Regions from separate parts of the Homo sapiens genome. Here region 2 is linked to region 1. A link is a loop called in an ENCODE intact Hi-C map of the cell type or tissue named here. Cell type or tissue: OCI-LY7. All regions are shown on one strand. Links, peaks and the distances in the headings refer to the core of each region. The heading gives the core; the rest is flanking DNA.

The links. Peaks named below come from ENCODE experiments on the same cell type or tissue, not always from the same donor. Only the 100,000 strongest peaks of a DNase experiment are listed, where the experiment ranks them.
Region 2: it touches region 1 in a loop (3-fold over the local background); 4 of 110 quality-filtered maps call a loop at or near these places.

Annotation. Positions count from the first base shown.
Region 1 is chr22:49,927,719-49,936,609 of GRCh38, forward strand. No RefSeq gene overlaps it. Among named protein-coding and RNA genes, the nearest start is that of CRELD2, 14 kb to the left of the region's middle. RefSeq lists silencers at 1,852-2,111, 6,955-7,174, 7,285-7,674, 8,163-8,457, 8,234-8,773 and enhancers at 2,848-2,897, 8,185-8,891. In OCI-LY7, for the core only: CTCF peaks have their summits at 2,003 (motif pointing right), 2,210 and 3,376; DNase peaks (open chromatin) are centred at 2,063, 3,483, 7,723, 8,013 and 3 weaker places; H3K4me3 peaks cover 3,712 bases; H3K27ac peaks cover 5,937 bases.
Region 2 is chr22:50,099,470-50,108,360 of GRCh38, forward strand. MOV10L1 (Mov10 like RNA helicase 1) reads left to right here. Exons shown (of 27, transcript NM_018995.3): 3 at 1-133; 4 at 8,667-8,779. Among named protein-coding and RNA genes, the nearest start is that of MOV10L1, 14 kb to the left of the region's middle. RefSeq lists an enhancer at 6,354-6,463. In OCI-LY7, for the core only: CTCF peaks have their summits at 3,659 and 3,860; DNase peaks (open chromatin) are centred at 2,552, 2,862, 3,682, 6,472 and 2 weaker places; H3K4me3 peaks cover 1,955 bases; H3K27ac peaks cover 5,395 bases.

The sequences.
Region 1 (8,891 bases), core at 291-8,290:
GGGCCCTGCCTTGGGCGAGAACCTGAAGACGTGACCAGGTGGGTTTCAGGGGTCCAACCTATGGGCCCTCTTCAGTGATTCAAAGGATGTACAAGCAGGGACCCTCAGGCAGGGGAAAAGCATCTTTGGGGGCTTCGCTGGAGGAAACAGCCACTCACAAACCGCAGGGCCTGCCCGTTCCTCATCTGGGAATGAAGACACTGCAAGAAGAAAGCTGGCTGCGGGTGAGAGGCTGCAGGCTCTGGGAGCTCCGTTCCGGGGGGCCATGGCCTCCTCCCTGGGCTCCTCATAGCCCCCAAGTCCCACTTGGCCTGGTCCCCACCACCCACTCCTCAGTCACGCCGCCCCTCCTGTCGCCTCCCCGCGCCACCCCGCCGATGCCGCCAGTGGTAGGTGGCTGTCCTGCTCCTGCCCTGGCCCCCCCTTCCCAGGCCGTGCACCATCCTGGCACTACTGACCTCCATGTCCACACTGTTCTGTACCCACGAACCCCATCTCAGTGCACCTATGCTCACTGGGCCCCAGGTGGTCACGCTTACCTGGGTATTGGAAGAGCCCCTGTGGTAGGACTCTGCCCCGTGGGTCCCCGGCCCGCAGAGGCAGCCACAGCCCACTTGGGCAGGCTGAGTGGTGCCTGGCCCTGCATCTCGCCTCTGGCTCTTCCTGAGTCAGTTGCACTCAGCAGCCTCACGGCCTCTCCCTTTCTCCCTCTAACCCTAGGCCAGGGTGCCCCAAATCCCTAGAGGGGGCACAGCTCAGCTTAGGCGAGGTGGGGGCTGCTCTTGTCCACTTCAGCCCTCTCAGGCAGTTTCCGCTTCATGTGCTGATGGGACCACCTAGAGATGAGGTCCTGACGGTGCAGACCAAGGGCAGAGGCCAGAGGGGCGGGGGCTGGGTGGGCCCTTGGGGGGCTCAGAAAGTGGGATCAGAGCATGGTGGAGAGTCCACAGGGATGGCCGTGGAAAGAAGTAGGGAAACACCAGCTGAGTCCCTGGGGGGCCGAGCACCTGAGTCTCCCGTGGGAGGGTGGAGCCACCCACGGGTGGGTGGGAACTAGGCGACCCCAGCGGGAAGCCCAGAAGGCAGGCCTTGTCCCTGGGGGGTACCTGGGGGAGGAAGAGAGGGCGTAGCCAGGGAAGAGGACGCCCCAGGGGAGAAGAGGAGCCAGGCAGGGGCTGGCCCAGGGCCACCTTGTGCACCCTCACGTGCATGGACAGCGGCGGTACAGGCGCCTCCCATGTCCCGCGCGTCCCTGCCCGGCTCAGACCTGCGGAGCCGCCGTTGATCAGGTGGGACCGCGGCCAGGTCTGGGACCCCCGCCCCATCTTCCAGCCGGGACCTCTGTCCTGCTCCTGCCCTGGCCCCCCCTTCCCAGGCTGTGCACCGTCCTGGCACTACTGACCCGCACGTCCACGCTGGAGACGGCGACCCTCCTGGGCCCGGGGAGTCGAGGACGGGAGGTGTACAGGACAGGGGCCGCGGTTCCGGACGTTGGGAGCAGGACCCCGGGCGCGCATATCCACTTTGTCGCCAGTGAACGCTAGGGAGTCCTCGGAGGGGGGTCGGGGCCAGGCCAGGAGAGGTGCCCGCGGGACACGGGGGACGGGGACTGGGGGGGGCGGTTGAGCAGGAATGGGGGACGACCCCGCAAGACCCTGCGGCAGGGCCGAGGCGAGGGCGCAGGCAGGGTCCTTGGAACCGCGGGGCTGGGGTCCACCTGCCCGGGTGCTCGAGGGGCGCCTGCGGGGCTGGGGCTGGGGCTGGGGCTGGGGCCGGGACCGGGAGCGCCGCCTCCTGGGGGGGCTCTGATCCGCCCCTCCCCACGCGGCGCCGCCCGCGCCCCGCCCGCTCCCGCCGGACACAGCGGACCCTGCCTCGGATCGCGACCCCTGCCCGGGCCCAGCAGGTGGACCGCGAGGCCGCGCGAGGTACCGCCCCTCGGAGCCGCCCGGCCTGGGTCGGGGACCGGGACGCGCGCGGCCAGCAGGTGGCGCTGTGGGACCGCCCTGCTCGGCCCGGCTCCCGGGACTCGGCCGGCCCCTGCCCGCTGCACCTGCCCCGTCACACCTCGGCGCTGCCGGGGCGTCTTTCTAAAAGGGGAACTTGGAAGGGGGAGGTTGGGGTGAACTGTGGACCTCCGCTGTCCTTCTGGGCCCAGGCAGAGACCCTGCCATAGCCCTGGGGGAGTCCCACCCTCTGGGAGCCAGGACTGGGGTCTGCAGGGCCGAGAGGGCCTCCACTTTGGTTCCCAGACCCCGGCATCTTGCTTTGGCACATACGCAGGTCCTGGAGATGGCTTCCATCCCCACAGGGCACTCCTTGTCAGGCTAGAAGCTTCTAGAAGTGCCCCCTGGTCAAGCCCACCCCTGGCTTTGCTGTAAACGCGTCCCTTGGTCGAATGCAACAGACAGTGGGCGGGATCCGCAGGATGAGACGTTCTGTGAGCCAGCGGTTCTCAACAGGCAGCTGTTGTGTCCTCCAGGGGACAGGGGACCGCCTCTGGAGGTGCTGTGGGTTGTCACGACCTGGTGAGGAGTGCTTCTGCCAGGGCACAGGACACCCTGCCACAGAGGATGGCCCCCACCAGAGGACAAGCCAGCTCCCGCTGCCACCAAGGCAGACAGATGCTCACAGCAGTCCCTGGACAGGGGCCTGGACCTCAGCCAAGGCATGTTAGACAGGGAGGCGGCCATGGTGTGAACGTGGGTCTGCTCTGGGAACACGAATCATGGGGTGGGGTCCGCGCAGGCCGGGACCACCTATGCGTGCTGCGTCCTGCTGTCCTGGATGTACCACATCCCCCTGAAGATGACCGTTGCCTGCTCAACCTCATGACAGGGCCGGTCTAATAGCCAGTGCCAGCGGGCAAGGCAGAGACACAGCCATGGGGCATCCCATGGCCAGGCTGTGCATCTCCACAGGGGCCCAGAACCACAGCAGGAGTCCTCGACGCAGGCACACACTGAGGATGGCATGGGCCTCCTCTGCACTGTGTTTGGGGAGGGTCTTCCACAGGCACTTGACCTTAACCCCTCCTTTACCACCCGTGCCTTTGGTCTGCAGAGTCAGATCGTAAGTAGCAGCCGGGACACCGGAGTTGGGCTTGGACGGCGGTGGAGCTGGTCCTGCTCTGTGCCTGTTCAGAGCTGTCCTTTTGTGTCCCCCAGTATTGGGTTGGAACAGAGTCCCCAAATGTGGAACATACTGTTCCAGCTCCCAGAAGCCTTCCAGGTGCCGTGTGTCCTGGCGGGGGCTGCAAGAGGCAGCCACTTATCTGTCCTCTGCTTTGGAGGGGATTTTCTCGCTCAGGAGGGCCCAGTGTGCTCACCATGTCTTGGTCATCTGGTCTCATTAGCACAGCACCATCGATAGAGGGGGCCAGTGTGACATCCTGGGGACATTCATTCAGCTGGTGCCAGTCTCTGGATTATTGTGAGAGAGGGCAGGAACGTTACCATAGCCCTGGGGAGGAACTGAGTGTTTCCTGTTTTGAGTTCCAAGGCAGTGTGACTGATCTTCCTGCCAGACAGGAGATGGAGAAGAATGCACACCCAGCAGTGGCCTCACTGCACACCTGGGGCTGGGGAGCCTTCTCTAGCAAAGGCGCCACATCTAGCTGGGTTGTTTTTGCAACAGTCCACTCTCCTCCAGGACCCACCCACCTGCCTTTTGCAGTGGTCAGATTGGTGGAATAAAAGGAGATCCTTGGCCGGGCATGGTGGCTCACGCCACTGTATTCCTAGCACTTTGGGAGGCCAAGGTAGGTGGATCACCTGAGGTCAGGAGTTCCAGACCAGGAACATGGCAAAACCCCATCTCTACTAAAAATACAAAAATTAGCCAGGCACGGCGGCAGGCACCTGTAATCCCATCAACTCAGGAGGCTGAGGCAAGAGAACCACTGGGACTCGAGAGGCGGAGGCTGCAGTGAGCCGAGATCGCTCTGCTGCACTCCAGTCTGGGTGACAGAGCGAGACTCCGTCTCAAAAAAAAAAAAAAAAGGAGATCCTTGCATTCTTTTAGATCTTTAGATGTGTCCCTAGTTTCCCCCAGTTTTGATTTACTATTTTGGGTGGGGATGGTCACAGATTTGCACTGGACTTACCCATTATGATGGCCAAGGAAATGGTGTCTACCATCAAGAATGTCAGCTCCATCCGTCCTGTGACTGGGGAAATGACCCACTGGATGAATGTGCAGACTCGAGGCTGGTGGATCAGACCTGGCCCGAATTCCACTGCTTCCCTGGCTCCTGTCAGCCCCTCGCTCTAACGGGAGCCATGAGGATGCTTCAGGCCTTCAGATGCCAGCATCACTCAAACCCTGTGTCCAGCACTTCTGAAGATGTGTGCGTATTTCCGTTGCACTGTGTCTGGTTACCGAGGTCGGCGGCCACAGGCCGTCTGGTGGTGGTGGCGGGCGGGGGCGGGGGCAGGGGGCCAGAATCATCATGGTGTGGATTTGCCTTGGCGTTGCACATCTTCCTCTTAGGGACTCAGCCTTCACTTTAGTGAGATTTCTCTGGGTCAGAAACCCACTCAGGTCTAGAAACTGGGCAGCGTCATGACTTTTTATTTATTTATTTATTTATTTATTTTTATTTATTTGAGATGGAGTCTGGCTCTGTCACCCAGGCTGGAGTGCAGTGGCGCGATCTCGGCTCACTGCAAGCTCCACCTCCCGGGTTCACACTACTCTCCTGCCTCAGCCTCCCGAGTAGCTGGGACTACAGGCGCCTGCCACCACGCCCGGCTAATTTTTTGCATTTTTAGTAGAGACGGGGGTCTCGCCGTGTTAGCCAGGATGGTCTCGATCTCCTGACCTCGTGATCCACCCGCCTCGGCCTCCCAAAGTGCTGGGATTACAGGTGTGAGACACAGCACCCGGCCCTATTTATGTATTTTTGAGACAGAATCTCACTCTGTAGCCCAGGCTGACAGTGCAGTGGCGCGATCTCGGCTCACTGCAGCCTCTGCCTCCCGGATTCAAGTGATTCTCCTGCCTCAGCCTCCCGAGTAGCTGGGATTACAGGCATGCACCACCACGCCCGGCTAATTTTTGTATTTTTAGTAGAGATGGGGGTTTCACCACATTGGTCAGGCTGGTCTTGAACTCCTGACCTCGTGATCCGCCCACCTCGGCTTCCTAAAGTGCTGGGATTACAGGCGTGAGCCACCACGCCCGGCCTTATTTATCTATTTTCAAGAAAGAGTCTCTCTGTGTTGCCCAGGCTAGAGTGCGGTGGTGTGATCTCAGGTCACTGCAACCTCTGTCTCCCAGGTTTAAGCAATTCTCCTGCCTCAGCCTCCCGAGTAGCTGAGATTACAGGCACCTGCCACCACGCCCAGCTAACTGTTGTATTTTTAGTAGAGATGGGGTTTCACTATGTTGAGCAGGCTGCTCTTGAACTCCCGACCTCAAAGTGATCCACCTGCCTTGGCCTCGCAGAGTGCTGGGATTACAGGCTTGAGCCACCACGACCGGCCCTGACTTTTTATTGGAGCGAGTACCCTTGACCTCCGCATCACACAACCCTAATATATTTTGCTCCAACAAGCTGAGCAGTCTCTTGTGGGCTGCCTGTCCCTCTCCCAGGAACATGCTGTTCTATCAGCCACCTCCACAACCCCACGCAGCTCTGACCCTGGGCCCGCTCCAGCCCTGCAACTCATTAGAGAGCTGCCTTCACAGCCACTGATGGTCAAATGCTGCTGCCTGGCCATCACCCCCGTCCCTGTCAGCCAGTCCAGTGCTGTGACCGTCCCCTGCTCTCAGTTCCAGAGGACAGCTGGGATCTGTGGTGCCACATGACTTTCAGCCCCTGTCTGCGGTGGCTGTTCTGACATTCACCCCTCCTCACGTGTGTCCCACACTCCAGGAGCCTCTGGGCCGTGAAACAGAGCAGCAGAGGACACCGCCTCCTGGGGTCCTAGTCCTCAGAAAAGGGCCCACAACCCGTCAGCTCTCCGCCGTCCACCACATGCAGCTTATCTGGCTGGGCACGGCTTCGGGTCCCGGGCTCCTTCAGGCTGTGGCCCCTTTGTCACTGGGCCAGCACATCCCCACCAGGATACACTGCAACTTAATCCCAGGAGGGTCTCGGGCAGGTCCTGGGTAATCCCAGGAGGGTCTCGGGCAGGTCCTGGGGAGCCGGGGCAGGGGGCCGGCCTCTCCCACGGAGGAGGCACGGTTTGGAGACATCCTGTTTCTTCCCAGCCAGCACCGAGGCCGGGGCACAGCAGACCCCCGGGGATGGGGTCACCTATTGGTGGCCCCTCTGGTCACTGAGTCTGTGCGTGTTCTCCTGGCCTCTCCATGCAGCCTTCTGTTGTTTTTCCAGAGCTTCAGGGGCGGGCACCAGCAGCCCCCCGAGGACACTGTTCTCAAGGTTGTGCCCCCTGGACTCTCACCCCAGGCTCACCCACCCCAAGAGTGCAGGCCCCTTCCCGTCGCGTCCACCGCCAGTGGTGCCCGCTGGACAGAGTGCCTTTGCCTGTACACCTCCCTGGCGCTGCCTGTCTGTGGCTGGCTCCAGAGTGGCAGGCGGTCTTGGCGCCTCAGCCATGTCCTCAGCTGACCTGGGGGCTGGGTGAGGTGAGGCACCCTGAGACTTCTTCAGCGTGCTGAGCTGTGAGGAGGGGGCTGGGCCTTTGGCCACCACAGGATGACTCAAAGGGTGTGGCCTTCAGTGGGGTGCTCTCCTCAGCCTGCCCCTGCTGCTCCCTCAGCCCCCCGGTCCGGCTCTGTCCCTTTTCAGACTCCCAGACCCCGCAGGCCTGGGGTGGGGACTCTGCCTGCCACCTGGGAAGGGTGGTCGTCAGTGGGGTGACTCAGGGTGGAGGGCCCTGGCCCAGTGGCCCTGCCCTCCTCCTCATATGCCCGTGACCAGCACGCGGGTGTGGACTGAGCCTGTGCCAGGTGGGCCCTGGGGGTCGGGGGGCAGAAGGGCCCAGGTCCTGCAGGGGAGTGGGGGGCGGTGCTGGGGCCCAGAAAGGCTTACTGTAATGTGGCTGGTGGGGGCCACCGGCTCTCAGGCCACACACTCCCCCTCCAGGCCCAGCGCCCCTCCCCGCCTCCCTGGGGCTGCGGTCTTCCCAAACCCCAAGCCGGCTGCTCTGCACCAGTGAGGGGCCGGGAGTGGCCTGGCCTGAGGAGGCTGCAGGGCACCCACCTCTCCAGAGACCCCCTCCACCCACTCCCGGGGGATCCTTCTGGAGAGACCGTTCCCAGCCGTTGAGCAGGGTCCGCTCTCCCCCCTACCCCGGTCTGGCCTTTGGGAGGATCCCCCCAGAGCCAGGGAGGGGTATCTGGCCCCTCACCCCTCAAACGGCAGTCCAGGGCCAGCGTCTTTCTGCGCTCACCCACCTGCCTGCGACGGGGCTCTCTGGGCCACAGGGCGGCCACCACTCGAGGGTCACCCGCAAGCCTCGGAGTCCCTGCTCGGAGCGGGGGCTGGTGGTCGCGGTGGGGGTGGGGAGCGGGCACCCACTGGGGATTCACCCCACCCGGGCCCCCCTCCAGCCTCTGCCCGGCGCCCGGGTCTTCGGTCCGCCCTTTGCAGAGGAAGGACCCCGCCCTGCGCAGAGCGGGCTTGGGGGACCCGGGCGGGCGGCGGGGCGCGGGGTGGGGCGCGGGGGGCGGTGTTGCTCCCGCGGGCGGGAAGGGCGGGGAGCGGCCCTGCCGGGAAGGGGGCGGTGCCGGAAGCGTCAGCTGGGCTTTCCCCGGCGGGCGGGGGCGGGGAGCAGATGGGGGCGCTACGAGGAGGTGGGGGGAGGGGACGCAATGGAGGTGCCGGGGGTGCGCTGAAGAGCGAGACTGGGGCAGGGGGATGAGGGTCTGGGAAGGAGCAGGTGTTGGGGACGGAGGGTGGGGGCGGGGAGTGGGGGCGCGGGGAGGAGCAGGGTGGGGGCGGAGGGGAGGATGGGGGTCCGGGAGGAGCAGGGGCGGGGACGGAGGGGAGGGTGGGGGTCCGGGAGGAGCAGGAGTGGAGGCGGAGGGGAGGGTGGGGATGTGGGAGGAGCAGGGGTGGGGCAAAGGGGAGGGTGGGGGGTTCAGGATGAGCAGGGGTTGGGGCGGAGGGGAGGGTGTGGGGGGTCCAGGAGGAGCAGGGGTAGGGGCGGAGGGGAGCCTGGGGGTCTGGGAGAAGGAGGGGTGCGGGGTGTGGGGCCTGGGGTGAGCAGGGGTGGGGGCGGAGGGGAGGGTGGGGGTCCGGGAGGAGCAGGGACGGAGGGGAGGGTGGGGGTCCGGGAGGAGCAGGGACGGAGGGGAGGGTGGAGGTCCGGGAGGAGCAGGGGTGGAGGGTGTGGGGCCTGGGCTGAGCATGGGAGGGGACCTGCAGCCCGTGCCCAGCCCCATAGGGACCCGCCCGCGCTCCTCCCCCGCCGCCCCGGCCCCGCGCTCCTCGTCGCTGGGAACCCCCTGCGGGAGCAATGACGATGAGCAGGACGATGGCTGTGAGGGCCCGGCCCGAGCTCTGGGGCGTGGGCCGGAGCGCGGTTGGCCTTGACCTTCTTGGAAAGCCCTTGGCGGCAGGTGACTCCGCTTAGTCACGGCCCCGGGGGCGGGGGCTCCCCGAAGGAAAGGAGCCCCCGCGGGAGCAGGCGCAGAATGAGATGCACGAGCGCCACCGCCGCCGCCGCACACCCCCCGCCCCCCCGGGGTGGAAGCCAGAACCTGCGTCCCCAGCTCCCCCAGGCCCGCCCACAGGGCGCCTGGCTGGGCCTCCGAGCTTTCCTGTTTTCTCTGCAGCCTGGCTGGGCTTAGGGAGAGGTGGGGGGTGCGCCTCTTGATGCTGGGGACGCGTGTGGCACAGGGAGCCGGGTGCAGCCAAGGCTTGGAGGGGTGCCCCCCGCCCCACCCAGGTCACACTTCACCCTTCGTGGGGTCGGGAT
Region 2 (8,891 bases), core at 626-8,625, 170 kb after region 1:
GACGACAGCAGAAACCATGGGAGTCCCTCAGACTGCGGCCCCCGAGTGTTGATTGGCTGTGTGACTTCCCTGGTGGAGGGCGCAGGCTGTATCAGTCAGACCACCTACTTCTCTCTGGAGAGTGTGTGCGAAGGTATGCTCAGGGGTCTGTGTTCCACATTGAAAATTAGGTTTTGTCTTTTAAAGAATTGTTATGGACCAGGCACGGTGGCTCATGCCTATAATCCCAGCACTTTGTCAGGCTGAGACAGGAGGATCGCTTGAGCCCAGGAGTTGGAGGCTGCAGTGAGCTATGATCCAGCCACTACACTCCAGCCTGGGTGACAGAACACAACCCTGTGTCTATATTTGTGATGGCTACACACAACATTGAAGGGATCAGTTTTGGGCATGCTTTGTTTGTTGAGAGGGTTTCGGGATTAGAGTAGCTTCTCCAGGTGCTGGCTTCACACAGAGGCTCTTGGATATTGAGTGGACTATGGGAGAGGGCACCAGGTCACTGTTTTGTTTTTTTTGTTTTTGTTTTTGTTTTTGTTTTTCGAGATGGAGTCTCACTCTGTTGCCCAGGCTGGAGTGCAGTGGTATGATCTCAGCTCACTGCAACCTCTGCTTCCTGGGTTTGATTGATTCTCCTGCCTCAGCCTCCTGAGTAGCTGGGATTACAGGTGTGCACCACCATGCCCAGCTAATTTTTTGTATTTTTAGTAAAGATGGGGTTTCATCAGGTTGGCCGGGCTGGTCTCGAACTCTTGACCTTAGGTGATCCACCTGCCTCGGCCTCCTAAAGTGCTGGGATTACAGGCATGAGCCACCACACCCAGCCAGGTCACTGTTTAAACTTGTGCTTTTATGTGTTTTGTGTTCATTTGTTAAATGCAGTCAGTAATTTCTGGGTAGTTGTTGCTTCCATATAATTATAGTGTTATGATCTAAGTTAGTGTTACTGGCATGCTGAGGTACTATTTAAAGTACTTTAGATGTTTTAAAATAGGGCTTGGGGATGACATTGTACGTTTCCTAAAGTATATATCCTTTTTCTTTCTTTCTTTCTTTCTTTTTTTTGAGATGGAGTCTCACCCTGTCGCCCAGGCTGGAGTGCAGTGGCACGATCTCAGCTTACTGCAACCTCCGCCTCCTGGGTTCAGGCGATTCTCCTGCCTCAGCCTCCTGAGACTACAGGTGCCCACCACCACAGCAGGCTAACTTTTTGTGTCTTTAGTAGAGACAGGGTTTCACCATGTTGGCCAGTCTGGTCTTGAACTCCTGACCTTGTGATCTGCCCGCCTTGGCCTCCCAAAGTGCTGGGATTACAGGCGTGAGCCACCACTCCCGGCTTTATATATCCATTTTTTATTGCATTTGTTTTTGGCTGATCAAAGGATTTGTTTTTATACCTAAAGAAAGAATATGTCGATGTCATTGACTGAGCTGAACTCAGCAGCGGTTTACTCTACTCCTGCTGCCTATGGTGGTGAAGACGGAGCTGGACTCCATACTCAGGTCTGTTTCTTCTTTCCCAGGAGAAACAGACCTGTGCATACATTGTGGTAGGGCAGGAATTGGAAAAGCTGCCTGGGGAAGTGGCTTCTGAGCTGAAGTCCATTTGCACAGCCCACAGCACTGCCTGTTGGAAGATGAATAGAAGTTTTCTGCTTTAAGCTGGGGGGTGGGAGGTCTGGGGGGTAGCTCTGCCCACCAGGAAGCTGCTGTCTCACTCTTTTTCACCTTGGTTTTTATGTGTATGTGTGTTTTTGTTTTTGTTTTGAGACGGAATCTTCCTCTGTTTCCCAGGCTGGAGTACAGTAGCACAATCTTGGCTTACTTCAAGCTCCGCCTTCCAGGTTCATGCCATTCTCCTGCCTCAGCCTCCTGAATAGCTGGGACTACAGGTGCCCGCCACCACACCTGGCTAATTTTTTGTATTTTTAGTAGAGACGGGGTTTCAATGTGTTAGCCAGGATGGTCTCGATCTCCTGACCTTGTGATCCACCTGCCAAAGTGCTGGGATTACAGGCATGAGCCACTGCGCCTGACCTTTTGTGGGTTTTGTTTTTTTTTTCTTTGTTTGAGACAGAGTTTCGCTCTTGTTGCCCAGGCTCGAGTGCAGTGGTGGCTCACTGTAACCTCCACCTCCTGGATTCAAGCAATTCTCTTGCCTCAGCTTCCTGAGTAGCTGGGACTACAGCTGTGTGCCACCACACCTGGCTAATTTTTGTATTTTTAGTAGACACGGGGTTTCGCCATGTTGGTCAGGCTGGTCTCGAACTCTTGACCTCAGGTGATTCACCCACCTCGGCCTCCCAAAGTGCTGGGATTATAGGCATGAACCACTGTGCCCAGCCTTGACCTTGGTTGTTAACCCTGGGATCCCCAAGATGAAATTGATAGGTGTCTATTGGGATTTTAGAATCTCTGTGCTGCCAGAGAAACGCTCAGTTCTGGGGAAAGGCGCCTATAATCATGGAGGCCCCTCAACCCTGCTAACAGGAAGCCCCTCTCAGGGGTGTCGCCAGGAAATGGCTCAAGAGGAAGAAAACCAGAAATGTTTGATGTTGCAGATGTTGATGGGGCAGAGAAGAGAAGGTGTCCCCTGAGTAATAAAGATGGGCAGGGATCCGGAGCCCAGGCCAAGGGATTTCCCAGTATAAAAAACCTCAAGTGAGGCAAAGTCAGGTCCTCTTGAGGCTGAGAGAGTCACACTCAGACATGTCAGAATTGCTGTGAACACAATCACAAAACCTAAGGACCACAGCAAAAGAACTTTTTTGAAAGAGAAAATACAATGTGCAAAAAGGCTGATACAGAGTATCTAATGAGATCAGCAAACCGGTCAAGCACCGTCTCCTTCAAAGCTCCTCCCCACAGGATGGTCGTACCACGTAGCTGAAAGCAGACATAGCTGTACATGAGCAAAAGGTGCGGCTGTGTCCTCATAAAACTTTATTTATAACTTCTGACCTAAAGGTGGCAAAAGGAAGAATTATGCTAAATTTTTCATTTGCTTGTGGGAGAGTCAGAAGATGCTGTTTCCTTCTTGACGTTAATTCAACAAATTATTAGAGTGCTTGCTGTGCTAGACACTGCTTCAGAGAATTCGCATTTTGAGAGAACAGACAGTAAGCAAGTGAACAAAGAAAATAATTAGCATCAGGCCTGGCACAGTGGCTCACACCTGTCATCCCAGCACTTTGGGAGGCTGAGGCGGGCGGATCACCTGAGGTTGGGAGTTGGAGACCAGCCTGACCAACATGGAGAAACCCCGTCTCTACTAAAAATACAAAATTAGCTGGGCGTGGTGGTGCATGCCTGTAATCCCAGCTACTCTGGAGGCTAAGGCAGGAGAATCGCTTGAACCTGGGAGGCAGAGGTTGCGGTGAGCCAAGATCACACCACTGCACTCCAGCCTGGGCGACAGAGCAAAACTCCTTCTCAAAAAAAAAAAGAAAAAGTAATTAACATCTTCTGCTCTGCAGCAACTGTCCAGGGTCGTGTCAGAGGACTAGAGTGGGTGGTTTGGAGTTCCTTCCTGCGTGTAGCCTTGAGGCTAGGGCAGAGCTGAGCGGGTCACAGGTGTGGCGGGAGGAGGGTCCAGGTAATGCCAGCCGGCCTGGGTCAGGTTCTGTCCTAAACACAACCCTCTGAGGTTACCTAGGTGAGGTCTGACACACGAGGGCAGCAGAGGGGAACACGTGGTTGTAGCGTGGGAGGGAGCAAATGTGGACAGCGTGCTGGGGCACGTGACTGGAGGAAGAGACCGTGCTTGTGCATGTTTGAACAGCACTGTCCCCCAGCCCTGGCCTGCTCCTGAGGTTTGTAGACAACACATGTGAGATGGGAATTCTTAACATCAGTGGTGGGGCTCAGGTTGTTTTATACACGAATGTCTGGTAAACCCTCTGCCATTTGGATGAAGGCAGCTAAAATTGAATTGGACATTTAGCTGAAGCACAGTTTCTCATCCTCAGCGCTCCAACATCTAGGCTGAAGCACTCTCTGTGGTGGGGCTTGTCTTGGGCACTGGAGGCTGTTTAGCTGCATCCTACCCTGGCCATGTTATGACAACCTAGAGCATGTCCAGATGCCATCAAATGGCCCCTGAGGACAGAATAGCCCCCAGGTAGGATCCACTGGCCTGAAGGTGGGGTCTGAGCTGCGAGCATGTGGTGGCTCTGTCCCGGCCCTCTTCATTCCCAGTTGAGCACTGAGTAGTCTATGGTGAGATCAAGGTTTCACAGGTTCTTATTGTAGTCCGTGTGGCCGCAGCACCCAGCTGGGTCACACATCAGGTGATTTCATTATTTTCAAGTTATACCAGTTTGTGCATCCACTTAGAGCAGCAGTCCCCAAACTCTTTGGCACCAGGGACCAGTTTTGTGAAAGATAATTTTTTCCACAGACCAGGGAGGGAGGATAGTTTTGGGATGATTTCAGTGCATTACATTTATTGTGCACTTTATTTCTATTATTATTATGTTGTAATTTATAAGGAAATAATTATACAACTCACCATAACATGGAATCAGTGGGAGCCCTGAGCTTGTTTTCCCAGAACTAGATGGTCCCATCTGGGGGTGATGGGAGACAGTGACAGATCGTCAGGCATTAGATTCTCATAAGGAGCACGCAACCTAGATCCCTCGCATGCACGGTTCACAATAGGGTTCCAGCTCCTATGAGAATCTACTACCCCTGCTGATCTGATAGGAGGTGGCGCTCAGGCTGTAATGTGAGCAATGGGGAGTGGCTGCAAATATAGATGAAACTTTGCTTGTTATCCCCAGCTCACTTCCTGCTGTGCAGCTTGGTTTCTAACAGGCCACAGTCCGGTGCCTTCTGTCTACTCTCCCCCAGCCTGCCCTGTGTGGACTGTCCAGCCTTGTTCTTGGTGCTTGTGGAAAGCACTAGCAGAAATTGGCACAGGGGTCAGGGGAGTGAGTTTGGGAGGGGCACTCCCTGCCTGGTGCCCTTTGGAGGCGTCTGTCCTTCCCATGAGGCCACGGCCCCTCACAGCCGGAGCTACAGCCAGGATGACCATGTGGTTTAGCCTCCAAACTGGTACACGTTTGAGAAGGAAAGGGGATGTCAGAATTAAAATTAGATCATTTTTGAAATATCTATGTATTGGTTAACAGAGTGATTTTATTATATTAGTGGACTTTTAAAGAAGTATTTTTCAGAAACTATTAAAAAAAGGTGAGTATATTAAAAAATGTCATATTGGTTATCTGGACATTATATTCTTGGTACATATTAACATACTTTAATATCTTAGCATCTAAGATGTATTTTTCCGAAAAATGTATATTTTGCAATATGATCTTACTCTTATTATTTCTATAATTGCGTGGTGTCGTCTTCAAAGTTGCATTTTATGGTTGATGAATTTGAAATTGAAATTGTAAACACCTTTGATTGAGCCTTCTTTTTTTTTTTTTTTTTAAAGACAGAGTCTCCCTCTGTCATCCAGGCTGGAATGCAGTGGCTCAGTCATAGCTCATTGCAGCCTCAACCTCGTGGGCTCAAGCAGTCCTCCCACCTCAGCCTCCCTAGTAGCTGGGACTACATACATGCACTTCCATGCCCAGCTAATGTTTGTGTTTCTTGTAGAGACAGGGTTTCACCGCATTGCCCAGGCTGTTCTTGAGCCACAGTGTTTTTAATTGAGGAAATATTAGTAAACTCAAAGCAAAATCTGTAAAATGTAAGATGTTGACAATTCTGTATTTTTTTCTATTGAAATATATTACTGTTCCAGCCCAGATGTTTTCATAGGTACTGTCTTTTTGCATCAATTCAGAGCCCATAAGTGTTCAAACATTTTTACAAGCTGACATTCATCAAGTAAGTTGTCTCTGTCATTCTTTTCATGTGTAGGCCTTCTCAGCGTCTCAGGGCCATTCATGCCCTTACACAATGTCAGCTTGTCCAGTTTAAGAAAGGGCTTCATCGAAAGATTCTTTTGAAAGTTTGGCATATTCTCAAGTCCAGTCTTAGAATTTGAGCATTCATCTGTGGACTCCATTTGGGCTCCTGAGGCCTCATTATTTCCTCCATTGTTTTTCCATGTTCCTGCTCATCAGCTTTATTTTCAATAACTACAATTTGCAAAAGTTATCAAAAGCTGAAGATTTGGGGTTCTACATGTATTAAATAAAGATTTTCTGCTGACTTGAAAAAAGTAAAACCAAAATTTAGAGATCTCACTTAAAAAGAAAGTAAAAGGAGCATCATCACAGGACCTTTTGGTTGATTTACAGAACGGTTCCTCAGGTTCCAGCATTTGTAAAATCCAGGTTGGGGGAGCAGCAAAGAGAAAATGAGGGCTGCCAGCCCCCAGTGTCCGTGTGTGTGTTTCGTTGTCATGAGCTTTGTCACAGGAGTTGTGCATGTATGTATGTCATAGAAGTTCAGGAACTTGTACGTGCTTGTCTTCCAGCTGGCTGCATGTCTGGAGGATCACGTGTGCGCTATAGCCATCTGAGTGCATTTCTGCTGTCTCAGCTTCCTGACCTGCAGGGTCTGATTTGTACTGTGGTGCTTTACTCCGTTAACATCCTGTTATCACTGTAGAAACATATATTTTTATCTCCAGTGTTGAATTTCTAAACTTAATTTACAATGGCATTCACCATAATGTCAAATATTTCTCCTTCAATAGAAAGGTCTTCTGAAATCTTTACTTTTGTTTGCTTGTTTTTGTTTTTTAGAGACGGGGTCTTGCTCTGTCACCCAGGCTGGAGTGCAGTGGCACAATTGTAGCTCACTGCAGCCTGGAATTCCTGGGCTTAAGTCATCCCACCTTAGCCTCGTGAGTAGCTGGGACTTCAGGCTCATGCCACCACACCCCAACTAATTCTTTTTTTTTTTTTTTTTTTTTTTAGAGATGGGATCTTACTGTGTTGCCCAGGCTGGTCTCAAACTCCTGGGCTCAAGTGATCTTCCCACCTCAGCCTCACAAAGTGCTAGAAATCTTTACTATGATTCCATGATTCTGCTGGAAAAAAAAATTAATTGAATTTAACTTTTTTTTTCTTTAAAGTAACTGTACAACGTATAGAACTAGTACATTAATAGCTATTGCTTCACTTTTCATTTATGTCCAGGGAAATTGAGAATAAAAATTGGCAAAATTCTGTTAATTGTGGAATAAATGAAGGCATGGTTTACAAAACGCTGTATAAATGTGTCTCCAGAGTTGCACGTATTAAATTGTGGTTTTAGGACATGGTCTTTTTTTTTTTTTTTTTTTTGAGACGGAATCTCGCTCTGTTGCCTAGGCTGGAGTGCAGTGGCTCAATCTCGGCTCACTGTAAGCTCTGCCTCCCGGGTTCATGCCATTCTCCTGCCTCAGCCTCCCGAGTAGCTGGGACCACAGGCGCCTGCCACCACGCCTGGCTAATTTTTTGTATTTTTAGTAGAGACGGGGTTTCACTGTGTTAACCAGGATGGTCTCAATCTCCTGACCTCATGATCCACCCGCCTCGGCCTCCCAAAGTGCTGGGATTACAGGCGTGAGCCACCATGCCCGGCCAGGACATGGTCTTCTTAAAATACTCCCTGACCTTGAAGTCAGTGCCCTAGCATATTTTAGTGTCTTCTGTTTTCTTTCTTTTCTTTTTTTTTGAGACGGTGTCTCGCTGTGTCACCCAGGCTGGAGTGCAGTGGCGTGATCTCAGCTCACTGCAAACTCCACCTCCCGGGTTCACGCCATTCTCCTGCCTCAGCCTCCCGAGTAGCTGGGACTACAGGCGCCTACCACCGCTCCCAGCTAATTTTTTGTATTTTTAGTAGAGACGGGGTTTCACCGTGGTCTCGATCTCCTGACCTCGTGATCCACCCGCCTCGGCCTCCCAAAGTGCTGGGATTACAGGCGTGAGCCACCGCGCTTGGCCTCTGTTTTCACATAGACAGTGATTTCACCATGGCTCACATGTCGAATGTAGGTGTCAGCTGCTATTTGTGCTGTTACGTGTTCATCACCAGCTTTCTGGAGACACAAACTCAGTATTCAATTATACACTTTTTTTTTTTTGAGCTTCCAGAGTGCTTATTGCAAAATAACAAAAAGATTTTAACTACCTGTACCATGGCAGACCTGTGCAGACCATCTCTCTGTTCTGTCAGCACCACTCAGCCACTTCATGTCACTGAACCTGCAGTTTTCCACCAGCTGCGGGAGGCCCAGCGGTGTCTTGCGTCCGGCAGGCCATGGCTTGGACCACAGCACAGCTCTCTGGCACACTGAGGGGCTGGCTGGACCACTGAGTGCTTCCCTCACACCTGAGTTCAGGTGTCTCTCTGTTCCCGAACACCGTGTGTGTGTCCCTGACAGGGAGGTGCCACAAACACTGCAGGACGGGGGAAGGGGGATGCCACCTGCCCTCAGATGTGCCACACGAGGAGGGACTGCCACGAGCATGCACACTGCACCTTCTAGAGCCTGGAGGTGTGAGTGAGAGGCTCCAGCTCAGCTCATTTTATTGCAGTGGTTAATAATAATACTTCAGGGTTTTTTATTCGAAAATATGTTTCTCACAGTAGTAGAAAGTGCCTTTTAAATGTTCAAATGTATCCTCAGGTATGATAGAAATGATTTCAGTGCACCATGACCTCAGAATAACTTGTGCACTTTAACACTACCATGGCTTTTTTCCTGGCGGTTTTAGGCTTCGAGCCCTGCAAGGGAGACTGGGTGGAGGCTGAGTACCGGATCCGGCCTGGCACGTGGAGCAGCGAAGCCACCTCAGTGAAGCCACTGAGATACAAGCGCGTGGACAAGGTAGCGTGCCGACTAGTGGCTCCTCTCTGTGCTTCTGGCAGACCTGCCATCAGGGGTAACTTGCACGGCCCAGGCTTCTCCTGCATGTGTTGGAAGCCTGGAAAAATAAAGC